2 separate regions of the Homo sapiens genome follow, and region 2 is linked to region 1. Evidence: chromatin loops called from intact Hi-C (ENCODE). Cell type or tissue: GM12878. All regions are shown on one strand. Each heading gives the region's core, and the rest is flanking DNA. Links, peaks and the distances in the headings are about the cores only.

Region 1 (8,276 bases), core at 2,233-4,732:
CACTTTTTACAGATGATAAAAAAAGAACACAGGAAACAGTTAAACAGTGTCAGAGACTAATGGGACTAAGAATTATGCCATCACTAGGACAACCATAGAGCCTGGTTTTCCAAAGACAGTTCCAGGTTACATTTGACATTAATTATTATGTTAATTATTAATAACCCATCCTTTTACTCTCTAATGTGAGTTATAAGTTCACCTAATTATCCTTACTTGAACTGGAGTACGGTGGCACCAGCAATGCTTCTGGGTCTTCACGTCCTTGAACCTCTTTTTACCTCCTACCTAGAGTCTTATTTGCTTCCAGCCAGACGGTAGGTCTCACACAAAACAGGATGGCACCTAGATGTTCGTGTAGACACTAAATTATGGTTTTTACTCATCCTGGATTGAGCTAACTTTTAAACCTGAGCATTGGCTAGTTTGTACCACAACAGTTTCTGTTAGTTATCCTATCTGGTAGTCAAACCTTCTGTAAAACTAGGAACCTGTTTTACCCTGTTGGAGTTCAAGTAATCTTACTAAAGATCTGGACCAAAACCTTGACAAGGGACTAAAATTAATTCCCTATTGCCCTGGAAAAATTTGGGCAACATTTTTCATATGCACAAGACCCTCCTGCTTTTAGTTGCAGTCTGACCCTTCTGCTTTTAGTTGCAGGTGTAAAGGTGAAGATCCTATACTACCACTGGAAGAAAAGTCCCTCTGTATGTCAGCAGGGTGATACAAGGGGTTGTAAACACCAAAATGCTAATGAGATCTTGGGCTACTATGCAATCATTATATCTAAATACAGGATGTGACAGGCTCATTCTAATGCTACTGATCAAAAATATCCTAGGAAATTCTCTTTTAAGGAGAAGGGACCCTTAGGATATTAAGATGATCAAACAACATATAAGGAATTCTTTCATTCATTCAACAACTATTGAGTGTCTATTATGTACTAAGCACTGTGCCAGTGCTGGAGATACAGAGTTCTCTGTTCTGTAGAGAAGAGTCTAGCAGGGGACTGTCATGGGCTGAATGTTTTGTTTACCTTCCCAAATTCATACTTGGAAGCCCTAACATTCAATGTGATGGTATTAGGAGGTGGGCTTTTTGATAATTAATTAGGTTTAATTGAGCTCATGAAGATGGAGCTCCCATAAAGAGGCCTTATTATTAGCTTTCATGAGTTCCCTTATTATAAGAAGGAAAAAAATACCCCAGATATTTCTCTCTTTGCCATGTGAGGACACAATGAGATGGTGGCTTTCTGCAAGCTAGGAAGTGGACTCTCACCAAATAGTGAATTTTCCTGACTTTGATCTTGGCCTCCCAACCTCCAGAACTGTGACAAATAAATATCTGTTGTTCTAGCTACCCAGTTATGGTTTTTTGTTATAGCAGCTCAATTTGACAAATACGTGGACACAAGCATTCATCTAGCAGTCACACAGATATAGAATTACAGACCACAGGAATAATAAAAAATGTACACTGTGCTTTTAATAGAGTATATTGGGGGCCCCTTGGGCAGTACATGAGACTGCTTCTCTGACGATATGACAAACTGAGCCCTGAGGGACTGGTAACAGTTAACCAAGTAAAGGATGAGGTAGCCTTTCAGGATGGGGAAAGTGAATGCACTGAGGTCTTAAACCAAGAGGGAGAAACCCATCAGCTGACTGAAAGAAAAGCTAAGCCAAGGAATTTGAATATGTAGTCTAGAGAAGAGTGGGGTATGGTGGTGGGATGGGAATGGGGTGAAGTTGAGCAAGGTGAGAGTTCCAGATAACTTGTCCTATGGAAGAGGGACTAGACTGAGACAGTTCCATTGTGTGAAAGCTATAGAATGATATTTTAATTTAAAATATGGAAAACGTCCTGCTTCTTGAGTCAGTGTTTTGAAGGCAGTAAGCGTCTGTCTCTAGATCCATTTGCATGGAGGCTGTATCACAACTTGGTTAGAATTTTGTAGAGATGATTCAGAGTGTTGGAAATGCTGAATATTTAAGTCCATCTCATTTAGGAGATTTTGTGAATCACTTACTTTCAGTTAAAAAGAAAAAGCTAGTCCTCAGGGGTAAATATCTGATGAAGGTACATACTATTAAAAATTCCCCAAAGACAAGAGAATCTTGGAAATTCTTTTCCAATAAGACAATTGCAAGCTTTTAAGAAACATCAGTCCTGCTATACTTATAGAGTCCTGAAAATACAGCATTTACATTTTTAAAAAGCCACCAGGACATTTAATTGTATTGTGCTTCACTTTACTGTGATTTGCAGATATTGCTTTTTTAAAAAAATTGAAGGTTTGAGGCCATCTTGCTTTGAGCATGTCTATCTGCACCATTTTTCCAATAGCATGTGCTCACTGTGTGTCTCTGTGTCACATTTTGGTAATTCTTACAATATTTCAAATTTTCTCATTATATCTATTATGATGATCTCTGATCAGTGATTTTTGGTGTTACTGTTGTTACTTGTTTGGGGACACTGCAAACCATGCCCATGTAAGACACAATGAGATGTTGGGGAACTTAATCCCTAAGTGTTGTGTGTGTTCTGACTGCTCTGTGGGCTGGCTATTCCCCCATCTCTCTCCCTTTCCTTGGGTGTCCTTATTTCCTGAGATACAACAATATTAAAACTAGCCCAATTAATAAACCTATAATGACCTCTAAATGTTCAAGTGAGATGAAGAGTTGCACATCTCTCACTTTAAACCAAAAGCTAGAAATTATTAAGCTTAATAAGAAAAGTATGTTGAAAGCTGAGATAAGTGGAAAGCTAGGCCTGCACCAAATAATTAGTCAAGTTGTAAATGAAAAGGAAAAGTTGATGAAGAAATTAAAAAGGCTATTCCAGAGAACACAGAAATTGTAAGAAAGTGAAACAGCCATATTGCTGATATGGAGAAAGTTTTAGTGATCTGGATAGAAGATCAAACCAGCTACAATATTCCCTTAAACCAAAGCCTAATCTAGATCAAGGCCCTTGCTGTCTTTAATTCTATGAAAGTTGAGAGAGGTGAGGAAATAGTAGAAGACAAGTCTGAAGCTATCAGAGGTTGGTTCATGAGATTTAAAGAAGAAAGACATCTCCATAACACAAAAGTGCAAGATGAGGCAGCAAATGCTGATGGAGAAGTTGCAGCAAATTATCCAGAAGATGTAGTTAAGATCATTTACAAATGTGGCTACATTAAACCACAGATTTTTAATGCAGATGAAGCAGCTTTCTATTGAAAGGAAATGTCACCTAAGACATGCATAGCTAGAGAGAAGAAATCAATGCCTGGCTTCAAAGCAGCCATCAACATGGAAGTGAAACTCTTCACCAGCACAAAGATGACTCAGTGACAGCTCAGACAATTGTTAGCACTTTTTAGCAGTAAAGTAATTTTTAATGAAAATATATGCATTGTCTTTTTAGACATAATGCTATTGTACACTTAATATACTATAGTATAACTTAAACATAACTTTCATACATACTGGGAAACCAAAAAATTCGTGACTCACTTTATTTCAAGATTTGCCTTGTTGTGATATTCATTTTATTGCAGTAATCTGGAACCAAACCCATGATATCTCTGAGGTATATCTATCTCTTTTTCATTGCTGTTTCCCTCTAAAAGAGATGTCAAAACATGGAAAATCTTGCTGATTGTCTGTGATTGGTGTCAACAACATGCATGCATCTCAAGTGTGATGAGGAAACAAGAGTATGAGCGCATAGCATCAATCTGTCCCTACAAAATTGTAAGCGTTTATTCAACTGTTGAATACCCATGTTATCAAACTTAAAATTATAGATTGCCATAAGGACTTTGCAAGTAGATCTGTTTTGATAAGCCTATTCTTTCTTTCTAATTCACATGCTTTTTGTTTGGTATTTTTAAATGATCTGGGATTTCTAGAATTTTCTTTGATTGTGAATGATAAGTGTACAGAGCCAGACTTGCTGGACCGCCCATTCAGTTATTGCCGTATCAGGGAGCTCTTTCTCTTGGAAAAAAAAAAAACGCAAGGAAAACAAAAAAGTAATATTTTTATTATAAAGCACAACACTGCCTTATAATAAAATAGAATTGATATAAAATACATCTTAACCAGTTGTTACAGCCAATTTTAAAGAACTTCTCTTTGTATGCAAATGTGTTTCCGCTAACTCCATGCAAAAGCCCTGTGTGCCTTTTATAGATTCCCATAAACATTTCTGCAAACCAGACTTTGGTTTTTACAGAAACATGACACGTTTTAAATGCCTCCTAGCCACACACGTGTGAAATACACACACACAAACACACACACACGGACTAGTCTGAGGCCATACCTAGTTTATATCATCCTTATTCATTGAGGGCCCAATCACCTGAAAATGGCTGAGATATTTTTTTCCCTGGCTCTTACATCATAGGAGACACAGGTTTAGATTCTGTTGAAAGAGAGGAAAAATCAAGTATTTTCCATGCAAATGTTTTGCTTCTATACATTTTGTTTTCCCTGTATCTCTTTTACTGAGAGAGCTTCTTTAAAAGTCTCAGATACCTTGAAATTCTCTAGAAGTTCTCAGTAAGTAAGCTAATGAATCAAAGCACCTTAAGATGACCTTCATTGCCTTTCTTATAACGTTTCCTGTAAGCCTATATCCACATCAAGCTCCATATAAAATGTAAAGTTTTATTTAATCAGAAAATCTCTTAAAATATTGTCTTAAATTTCTAGCTCAGAGGTAGTACTGAGGATGCAAAGATAAGTGTAATTTTGCTGTTTTGGGGCAGCTTCCTGTAAGGAAAGAATGGCAAACACACGATAGTTAAATGACACACAGTGGCAAATACTAATGGAAGTACAGTATGAATAATATGCATGCCAGAGATTCTTAATCCTTTTTGGGTCATGGACCCTTTTGAGAAAATGATGGTCTAAATTGTTTAGCTGTTGCTATGTGACAAATATTTGCCTGATTGCTTAGCAGCTCAAAACAATGAATATTTATTATCTCTTAGAATTACTGGAGGTCAAGAATTTGAAAGTGGCTTAGCTGGATGTTCTGGCTCAGGGTCTCTCATGAGGTTGTAGTAAAGAGGTCAATTGGGGCTACTATGAGCTGAAAGCTTGACTGGGGCTGGAGAACATGTTTTCAAGATGGCTCACTTCACATGGCTATTGGAAGGAGGCCTCAGGGGGTTCTCTACAGGCTATCTCAGAAAAATTAATTTTTTAAACACATGGCTTCTTCATAGAACTGATCATGATAGGACAGTTGGCTCTCCTCAGAGCAAGTGATCCGTGAAGTAGATAAAGAAGAAAGCCAAAATGCTTTTTATGACCTAGCATTAGAAGTGACATACTACCCTTTATACAGTATTCCATGTGACCCTACAAAATGTGGAAGACTACAAAAGAATATAAATACCAGGAGGCAGATATTATCAGAGAACATCTTTAGGGTTGACTACCACATTCTCCTGGACCTCTTCCCAGAAGAATGCCTCACAGACCCTGGGTTAAGAAACCCTGTAAGAAAAGAGGTCAAAATAAATGACAGTGCATGGAGTAGCTAGAAAGCTTTTGCAAGAGATTAATCAGTGGGTAGAGCAGGCAGGTGGACACTCTAAGAAGGTGAAACAGGAAAAGCACAAACACATGAAAAAAGTCGCCCTGTATTTGGGAAACAACAAGCAGCCCAAATGATTAAAGTATAGGGAGAAGAAAAGATATGAGTGTGGATCAGATCACAGAAGACTTTAAAAGCCACAGGGAGGACTGTGACTTTTATTGTTCATTGTGGAGACCCTGTGAAGTTATGCAAGGACCTGATTTACAAAACCCAATTTATATTTTATAAAGATCATTCTGGTCATATGTGGAGATAGAAAGCACAGAGATCAATTGGGAAGCTATAACGCCAGTACAGAGACAGAAAATCATAATGATGTGATCTGGGGCATAAACAGTGGGAATGAAAAGAAGAGGTTGTTTCCAAGAAGTTGTTTGGAGGTAAAATGTATAAAAATCGGCAATTAATTTGATGTGGGAAATGAAAGAAAATAATACGTGAGTGAAGCTTATGAGCTGTTGCTTTGGACAACTAAGGAAGTGAGTTAGTAGAGGCTTTAATTGCGAGATGAGAAAGTACAAATACGAGTTTAAGGTGTCTTTGGAATGTGCAGGTAGCATACTTGTTAAGTATTTTCCAAAGCATATTCACTGAAAACTAGACATGTAAAAACTTCAAAAAAATAAGTTTCCATGATTAAAAAGGCTTAGGAAATAGTGTGAACATTATGCCCTAGAAAAAATTTACAATGCACACCAATGTATTAAAGATCAAAGGGGTTTTGATTGTTTTGTTTTCTCTAGTAGAAAGAACCATATATTTTCAAGGTAATGTTTCACAAATGTATTTGACAATGGAATCTTCCTTTTTGGCAACCTCTGTTAACATACTGTAAATCTAGCTTTCTGCATAGTAATTTAATTTGTAACAATTTAGTTTGCCCAACTCATCACTAAATGTCCAGCAAAATTGCCAATAATGACACTCTAAAAATGCAGTTAACCTATTTTTTAGCTTCACATAAATCATAATGAAGTTTTTCAGAAACAATTTTAATTTGAAGTGACAAAGAAAACCAAACTGATTTTTATTCTTTTAGGTTTTTCAGTATTTTCAATTCCATCATTATAACTAATACACAGTCAGAGTTTTTAAACTATGTAACAATGTTGTAACTTCAGCTACAAAATATATACTAGCTATAAAATTTACCAAGATTTAGTCTAATACAACAATTATCTATTGCTATATAACAAAGGTTCATCCCCAAAGCACTGTCTCATGTTGAGGTTTTGAAATGGAAAAGACATCACGGCCTTGATGATAAGTGACATTTCAGCCACCGTTTTTCAAGTGAGTGCTGTTTGCAAGAGTCTGACAACAGGTTGACATCGAGGGTCTTTTTGGGATTCCGAGACTCCATGTGTAAGCCGAGGAGAATTTTTAGCAAGGCCAACTGCAAAGCTGGAAATCCAAGATGGTTCCTGAAGCAAAAGAGAAGGTGTTTCTTCACTCGTAAATAAATGCAGACACCAAAAATTACCCCAGAGAAAGTAATTTGCTCCCAGCATATAGTGTTTTTTAGGCTTCAGGTTTCACATTATTACCTCAAGTAACTCAGTACATTATGTCGAAAAGCAACAGTGTTGTGGTTGAGAGCACAGCTCTGGAGGAAAGTGTGATCTGGATGAATCCTAATCGTGCTCTTAATTGATATGGAACTCAGCAAGTAATGAAAACTTGTGCTTATTTTCTCATCTGTAAGATGGAGGTAATAATGCCCAGTACAGAGGATTTGTGAGAATTAAAAGGATAACTCTTGTATGCCTCAAATTAATATAAGCTATTTGTATCATAAGCAAAAACGCTAGTTCTCCCATAAAATGTAGATCAATCCAATACAAAAATATGTACATTTCAATGTGGTAGTGAAATAAGGACAATAGCTTAGACTCGAATAGTGTTTTCAAGTAATTAAGCACTTCCACATTTCTTAGCCCGTTGATAATGAAACACACTTCTCTATAGAGAATCATGTTAGTGAACCTGTGTCCAGCGGCTGGTGGGAAAAGGGTAAGCACAGCAACCCAGGCAAGCTTGGGACCGACAGCCATTAGTGAAAAATAACAGATGGTGTCTCATTTTTTGCTATAGGCAAAGAGCCAAATGACATGACTAAATAGAAAGACAGCCTCAGAGGACTGCATCTGGGCTCCTACTGAGCATGGAGCCTGAAAGGCAGGGACATTTTTAATAACCTTTCTTTGACAAGCTTAAAGCCATTTAATGCCTAAACCTGTCATATACATCCAGCCAGGAGAACAGGCCTCCAGAGAAAACTCCACAGCACACGGTCTTACCTCCCTGTGAAAAAATAAAAATTGCACACACACATAAAAATAAAACATTATACATCAAGGTCACCAAATACGAAGTTTCCATTTAAATAAAAACAGCCATTCCCCCTCTCAATGGTAACCTTCTAGACCTGCTCCCCATTCTGCATTAGATTAAATGCCAGGTTGCCGATCATTCATTATTCAAATAAAACAATAGGGGGCTCATGCCTGCTTTAGCTGAAATTTCTGTTCAGTCTAATTAGAAGGAAATGCAGTATAAATTATTATGTGCTGAAAATCTACACCAAAAAAGAAAGAAAATGAACTCATAATTCTTTATATATTGGGTTTCACTTTTTCATCAAGCCAAGTGAAACA
Region 2 (8,276 bases), core at 1,979-4,478, 230 kb after region 1:
GAGTTTTCTCAGGTCAAATGATTCTGCTGTCCACTTGCTATATAACCTTGATCAAGTTATTTAAAATCTCTGTGACTCATCTATAATGTGAATTATAATGCTACTCAGTTTTAGAGGGCTGATTATTCATTCAGCCGATATTCCATAAATTATTGTCTAGCTCCTGGGAATAGGGTGGTGAATGAGACAAGGTCCCTGCTGTTAAGGAGTATATTTTCTGATGGAGACAGATTCTTTCTCAGTAAGCAAATATACAGGTAATTTTGAGTTCTAATAAATGTTAGAAGGAAACATTTGATTCAATGTAGAATAATAGGGTTCAGGAGGGGTTACTTTGGGTAAAGCTTGAAGAGATGGCCTCTCCAAGGAAGTGATATTTGAAGTGAGATGTAAATGATGAGAAGGAGCCAGGCTTGCGAAGAGCGGGAAAAGCAGTTTAGAGGTAACAGGAAGAGCAAGTGCAAAAGTTGGCTTATTTGAGGAGCAGTATAGCAGATTTTTTAGGAAATGCACACCTACAAATGTAATACTTAATTGTCAGTCTGTAGGTAGAAATCATAGCAGATTTAAAAGGGTCACATGCCCTCTAGTGTCCTCTATGCCTTATTTAATCCTGTTAATAGGCTTTTCCAAGTGCCATGAAGAATGTTGAAACTGTGTATGTGTGCATTTGTTCTGTGAAATGCATTAATATTTCTTTATGTAGGAAACAGAATTCTGAGAAGGCAGCTTCTGTTGAAGGGGGATATATTTATTTATTTTTGTAAATGAGAAGGAATGGAAACAGAGGGGAACAAGAAGTGTTCTGTTGAAAGGGATGACTTGCATATTTTAGTTTGGTCTGTTCATTCTTACATAAACTAGGGCAAAACAATGATCCCATTAAGTTTTTTGTTTTTTTTTTTTTCTCTTCAGTGTTTTTCTTTTTTGGGTTTAAAATAAAGGAAAAAAAATAGAATCAGGGAATACTTTGATTCTGTTGTGTGGGTTGAAATTCTATCTCTCCACCCACAAAAAAATTCTGAAAAATGGGTCTTGGAATTTTTTTCTTCATGAGTCCTAGTCATCGCCCTCATTTTGTGCCCATCTCCCTAGTTTTGGAGATGATGGAGAGACAATAGAGAATAGAGTGAAAATGTGGGGATGGTGCCCACCTCCACACCTATGTCTGAGTTCTTGTTTGTTCTGTAGCCATATTGGTCTTCCCTTCTTTCAACACAGTGTGTTGTTTCTTGTTCAAGGGCCTTTTGAAATACAATGCCTCAGCTGGGCGTGGTGGCTCACGCCTGTAATCCCAGCACTTTGGGAGGCCAAGGCAGGCACATCACTTGAGGTCAGGAGATCCAGACCAGTCTGGCCAACATGGTGAAACCCCATCTCTACTAAAAATATAAAAATTAGTCAGGTGTGGTGGCATGCACCTGTAATCCCAGCTACTTGGGAGGCTGAGACAGGAAAATTGCTTGAACCTGGGAGGTGGAGGTTGCTGTAAGCCAAGATCGTGCCACTGCAGTCCAGCCTGGGCAACAAAGAGTGAAACTCCGTGTCAAAAAACAAAAAACAAAAAAAAAAACCAAACAAACAAAAAGAAAGCATTACAGTAACTCTTTCTGGAATGTACCTCCTTTCTCTATCCATTTTCTAACATCTCATTTTAATTTTTTTTAGTGGTTACTCCCAATGTCCTGTCCTACAACCAACCAACCTTCCTCCCCAAATTAGGCCACTGTTAGATTAGGTCTCCCTTTTAAGGGATACTGATCCCAAGCACCCTGTAATTTTCTTTCATGACATTCATGATGTCATAATCTTTGCTGTGTTTTCTTCCATTCTTTACGCTTTTGACCTTAAGAGTTGACTCGGAGTTGATTGTTGCTCTCTTCCCAGTGTGGTGTACTCTCTAGTACATTGCGTAGTATATACGAGTTGCTTAATATTTATTTATCAAATGAATTGAGCTAAAACAAACAGGTACTGTTTAGACATAATACAGGATTTTGGGAAGTTGGGGAACTCTGAAAAATAGAAAAGTAATTTCACTAGCTAGGGTTGAGATTAGCTATGAGGGCTGGACGTGGCTCATGCCTGTAATCCAAGCACTTTGGAAGGCTGAGGCAGGTGGATCACGAGGTCAGGAGATCGAGACCATCCTGGCCAACATGGAGAAACCCCGTCTCTACTAAAAATACAAAAATCAGCCAGACGTGGCGGCATGCACTTGTAGTCCCAGCTACTCAGAAGCCAGAGGCAGGAGAATTGCTTGAACCTGGGAGGCAGAGGCTGCAGTGAGCCGAAATCGTGCCACTGCACTCCAGCCTGGGCAACAGAGCAGAACCACCTTGGACCATATGTGTCTGAGACCTACCACTGTCTCTCTTTCTGGGCAACAGAGCAAGACTCTGTCTCAAAAAAAAAAAAAAAAAAAGATTGTAAGATTTTTCTATTAGTAGCAGAAACCAATCAAGCAGTAGTTACTTAAAGAAGGTAAAAGATTGCTTCTTCATCATAAAATTCCAGAGTGGTTTGATGACTCTGCTCCTTGAAGTCCCCACAGACTCAGTTACTCCAGCTCAATACTTTGCCATCACTGGTGGTAGGTCTCAGACACATATGGTCCAAGGTGGTTCTGTGTCTCAGGCAAAAAAATGGAGAAAAAGATGGCTTTTATAAGGAATAGAATGTTTTTCTGATGAAATGTATTGATTTGGAAACAGCTTAATCCTAGATTCAGGATTAAATTCAATCAGCCTTCTATGTCTGTAAATTTCAAAAAGTATGATAAAGTAAATGTGGTTCATAAATTTTAAAAAGATAATCACAGCATCTTGACCATTTACAAAGCAAAGCATTCTGAATTAGGGCATTTGACCTCATAACATCCCCCCAGACTAGATAGATTAAGAGGTGAGAACCTGAGAAAAAAAGCAGATCAGAGTAGAGGCAGACAATTTGCTTAATTACTGCAGCAAAACCGGAAGTTGCAGAGTGGCAGAGTCTGCTGTCCTTTGGCAAACAAGGGACAGCCCACACACACTACAGACATCCTGTGGTCCACACTCTATGGTCACTTAGCAACCAAGAGGAGATTTCTTTGTATTCTGAGCTATTCACTGAGGTGGGGATGGGGGGTCTCCTAGAAGGCCCTTCAGAACTAGGCCACGTGGAGAGTTAGATTAAATGAAACTCAAGGGTATTATGGCTTTTCTCACAGAATATCTATTTCCTGACATGTTCCCGCCTCTGCTACTGAAGCAGGTCATGTATGAGTGCAGCTGCCACTCAGCCTGATTCAGACTTTTCATTCACAGGTTTAATTAAAATTTCTAGCAAGCACCATCTATCATTTCTCTTTTGTAATTTTTCTCTCTGAGAGAAACAAGTTCAGTGCTCATGATCTCTTGCATGGTTATGGTGCCTTTCTTTCTATAGGAAGAGATTAGTAACCTCTTTAACAACTTATAGATTTTCACTGGGAACCTTGATTGAAAGAAAATCATAATTGTTAGTCTGTGTTTGGAGCTAAAGATAATGTGGGTAAACTCCCTGAGGTTTATTATGGTACTCGGTGTAACACATTATAAGGTCCAAAAAATATTATATTTTTTGGAATTGTTTTTTATGATACTGTAATGTAACAAAGCAGTTCCCCTCTAGGACTGTCTAGATCCCTGGGTCTTGTGCTTATAAAAATTGGGATTCATAGGCTAATTTCAGTGTTTTAGAAAGACAATGGAACTTGAACCTTTACCAATGGCTATGTTGCATGGACTCACCAGATACCATGCTTTCGGCCAAATTAATATAAAAATTGTTTCTTTATACTAATCAGTTGATGGTCTGCATTTCATGTATATGTTTTTTATTAGTTAAAATGGGGACCAAGTTATTTACTAATGAATAACATTTGCTGATAAAGTCTTTCAGCACTGTGTGTGTGAAAAATAATGCAAATATTGGAAGGAATTGTAAGATGGAACCCTGGTACTGACTGTTTTGTCACTTTGAGTAAGTTATGCAACTATTGTGGGAATGAATTCCCTCATCTATATAAAGGGGATTAATAGTATTAATTAGACAGATTTGTTGTGAGAGCTAGAGAGGACAGCCTCTTAATGATGGAGAGTTATCATCAGCAACAGAAGCAGTAGTAGCATCATTATCATTATTTTTCTTTCGAAACCAGAAGTTTAAAAGAAAAATAAAGTTAAGGGGTTCCTTAGTTGTGAACCAATTGGAAAGTACTGTGTTTTTTCTTTCTTTTTCAACTTTTATTTTAGAATCAGAGAGTATATGTGTAGGTTTGTTACAAAGCTATATTGCCCAGTGCTGAGGTTGGGGTATGACTTGAACCCATCATCCAGGTAGTAAGCATAGTATCCAACAGGGAGTTTTTCAGCTCTTGCCCCCACATCCTTTTCCCCTCTAGTAGTCCCCAGTGTCTATTGTTCTCATCTTTATGTCCACATGTACCCAGAATTTAGCTCTCCCTTATAAGTGAGAAAATACAGTACGTTGTTTTCTATTCCTGTGTTAGTTAGGTTAGGGTAATGGCCTCCAGCTGCATCCATGTTGCTGCAAAAAAAAAAAAAATAATAATAATAATGTGATTTTGTTCTTTTTTTTTTTTTTTTTTGGCCGTATAGTGTCTACGTACCATGGTATATATGTACCATATTTTCTTTATCCAATCTACAACTGATGGCCACCTAGGTTGATTCCACGTCTTTGCTCTTGTGAATAGTGCTGCAATGAACATACACATGCATGTGTTCCTTTGGTAGAATGATTTATTTTCCTTTAGGTACATACCCAGTCTTGGGATTGCTGGGTCAAATAGTGGTTCAATTCTTAGTTCATTGAGAAATCTCCAAACTGGTCTTTACAGAGGCTGGACTAATTTACATACCTCACCAACAGTGTGTAAATGTCCCCTTTTCTCTGCAGGCTTGCCAACGTCCTTTTCTTTTTGACATAACAAAGCCATTCTGACTGGTACAAGATAGCATCTCATTGTGGCTTTGATTTGTATTTCTCTGATGATTAGTGATGATGAGCATTTTTTCATGTTTGTTAGCCATTGTTTGTCTTCTTTTGAGAGGTGTCTATTCATGTCTTTTGTTCACTTTTTAATGGGGCTATTTGTTTTTTGCCTGTTGAATTCTTTAAGTTCTTTATAGATTCTGGATATCACACTTTTATCAGAGGCATAACTTGTGAATGTTTTCTCCCATTCTGTAGCATGTCTGTTTACTTCCTTGATAGTTTCTCTTCTTTCGTAGAAGCTCTTTAGTTTAATTTGGTTCCACTTATCAATTTTCGCTTTTATTGCAATGCTCTTGAGGACTTAGCCATAATTTCTTTGCAAAGGCTCCTTATGACTTGCCATATGCTTTTCGTTCCTGTTACCCCACTCCCCAGGCCAAGTTTTCCAGTGACTTTTGAAGTAGTTTGTACAACTGCATAGGGCCTCACTCTGGCCCTTTAAGGATCCCACTTACTTACTTTTTTTGAGTTAGCACCCCTTTGGGAGGAGGGGAAATTCTTCCTTTGCCATTTGTGAGTTTTTACTCCAATCCCCATGTCAAGAAGGATATTTCCTAGGTTTTCTTGTAGGATTTTTACAGTTTGAGACATATTTAAGTCTTTAATCCACCTTGGGTGTTTTTTTGTATATGTGTAAGGAAGGAGTCCAGTTTCGTTCTTCTGTGTATGCTTAGCCAGCCATCCAAGCAGCGTTTATTGAATTAGCGTCTTTTCCCCATTGCTTACTTTTGGCAAGTTTGTCAAAGATCAGTTGATTGTGCGTGTGTGGCTTTATTTCTGTGTTCTCTGTTCTGTTCCATTGGTCTATAGTTCTGTTTCTGTACCAGGACCATGCTGTTTTGGTTACTGTAGCCTTGTAGTATAGTTTGAAGTTGGGTAATATGGTTCCTCTGGCATTGTTCTTTTTGCTTAGGATTGCTTTGGCTATTTGGACTCATTTTGGTTTCATATGAATTTCAGCTTTTTCTATGTGTGTGAAAAATGATTGGTAGTTTGATAGGAATAGTGTTGAATCTGTAAATGGGAAGCAGTGCTGAATGAAGTCAAGACTCAACTGATTCTGTGTTTGTATTTTCTGTTATAAACTATCTTGGGAAAGTAATGATATCATTTAAGGGTTCTGTGTCTTCAACTATGAGAAGGAAAGCTTTGGATTGATGATAGTAAGTTACTAGTAAAGTTAACTAAAGTTCAAGGTACTTTCTAGGTCAGATAGTTCATATTCCTTACCATATACCAACCTCCCCAGGTCTGCTACACATAGTATTGGTTGGCAAGGCATGAATCTTCTGTGACTCTAAATTTCATTATCTGTAGAATGGATATAGAAATAACTGCCTTCCAGGTGATTATACGTTAAGAGCCTGGCATATAATAGTCATTGCTCACAATGTAAATGGTAGCTGCTCACTCAGCCTTTCCCCACAAGCAAGGTTTCATAGGTTTTTTACCATCCTATGCACATTTATTGTATATGCTCCAAGATGACTATGTCGTTCCTCCAATATGAGCCTCAGAATCAAACCCAGTCCTACAAATATGTTCTCATAAGTAGCCTAAATCCTCTGTGTATCTTCCCTCTTCTATTCCTATGTAGAGGCATTCACTTTCATTTCTGAGACATTTCTCCTGTCTCTCTTTCTACCTGGTTTCCCCAACTCATTGTTGCTTTTAACTATAAGATCTGAGGTCATGGTTTAGATTCATTTGAAGACCACTTTGCGTCTTCTGGCATGGCTACAGAAGGTTCCAGTAAACCTGACACAGGCAATCCTGTGGTTAAATTGCAAGGACACCTTCAGTCTTAGAGGACAAAAAGAGGAAAAGGGATAGCAAAAATTCCAGTGTTCCTCCATCACACTAGACATATTCCAAATGTAGAGATTCTGAATGCCAAGAACAGCTTGCTTGGTCTGTGTGAGTCGTGGATGTTTTGTCATCTAAGCCCGATGTACTCTCCCACACTTTGCATCATTACTGAGGGATAAAAAACAAAAACAAAAATCCCCCCATAGCACTCAGAAAGTGCATCTTTATAGTCCGCATGGAAAAAGAAGGTCAGTGGCACAAAGCATTTGATGCCCTACCACCTCCTCTTTTTTCCATTCATCCTGGGTGAAGGAAGAGTGTGTCTTTTCTCCCACTCCTACCTAGCCTGTCTGATTCACTCTGTTGCATTGTCCTCATTGGAAACTGCTTTCCTGGACTCTTGACACATTCTTACTGTATCAGAGCTGTGCTTAACCAGGAAGTGCCAGATGGTACTGAATCACTGGCTGCTTAATATTCAAGAACAATATTACATACAGAACAGAATAATGTATGTGTTGATTAAAGGACTTTGCTGATGTCTTGGGAATCAGGAAATGCCCTTGTCACCTCCACAGCTGTGCCTTGACAATTTATGCAGATTACAAGTTTTGTGGGGGACTCTTTGCTAAGCATGTTTCTACCTTTTTTTTAAACTATATCTTCAGCACTTGGTTTTTTGCTCTAAGCTGCTTGCCATTCAAAGTCCTAGATATATGCTACTTTCGTTGAAAAGATTGTTTTCTAGTGTCCTCTTCCTTGTCGCTCTCTTCAGGATTATAAGTCTATAAGGGAGTATAGGACAAAAACTGTAAACATAGATAGCTGTACTTTTTTCGGGGAACTGGCATTATAATTCTGGAAGATGTCAACATATTGGCACATTCAGAAATTACCTTCATGATGCTATGGACTGTGAGTAATATGTAGTTATCTGAAACAGTTTCTGAACATGAAAGGATATAATAAATTCAAGGCATACTTCTTGGATAAATCCTTCTAAAGGACTTAGTTTTCTAAGGGGAGTTTTGGTTAAAATCCAAAGCAAACCAAGCAGAGAACTACCCTTTTATTGTTCTATCTGTCCACAAACAGATTCTGCTTCTGCGGTATCCACCTCAGAATAGCTTAAAATGTTCTTAATTATGTCCCTTAGTTCTGTTAAAACAATCACAAAGCTTACCAGGCTTTTATTTTTGAAAATAGATTTACATTTACATGAGTTGGATAAAAAAAAATTGTGAAAATGAACTTCATCCGAGCTGTCACCATCAATCTTTATTATTTTTGAAAACAATTGGCCAGATAGAAATACTGGTAAAAATTACTGAGAATGTCTTGAAGTGGGTTTTTGAAGATTAACCAATAAGATCAGCTGCATATCTCATTACCTAACAAGTCCTCCTATGTCCATTAATCTACTT

Evidence for each region. Peaks named below come from ENCODE experiments on the same cell type or tissue, not always from the same donor. Only the 100,000 strongest peaks of a DNase experiment are listed, where the experiment ranks them.
Region 2: it touches region 1 in a loop (2.3-fold over the local background); 11 of 110 quality-filtered maps call a loop at or near these places.

Annotation. Positions count from the first base shown.
Region 1 is chr11:22,551,113-22,559,388 of GRCh38, forward strand. No RefSeq gene overlaps it. Among named protein-coding and RNA genes, the nearest start is that of LINC01495, 63 kb to the left of the region's middle. In GM12878, for the core only: no CTCF peak of the experiment used is centred there; a DNase peak (open chromatin) is centred at 3,259.
Region 2 is chr11:22,778,152-22,786,427 of GRCh38, forward strand. All of the region lies in intron 7 of GAS2 (growth arrest specific 2), which reads left to right. Among named protein-coding and RNA genes, the nearest start is that of LINC02718, 47 kb to the right of the region's middle. RefSeq lists enhancers at 3,071-3,120, 3,151-3,200. In GM12878, for the core only: no CTCF peak of the experiment used is centred there; a DNase peak (open chromatin) is centred at 3,003.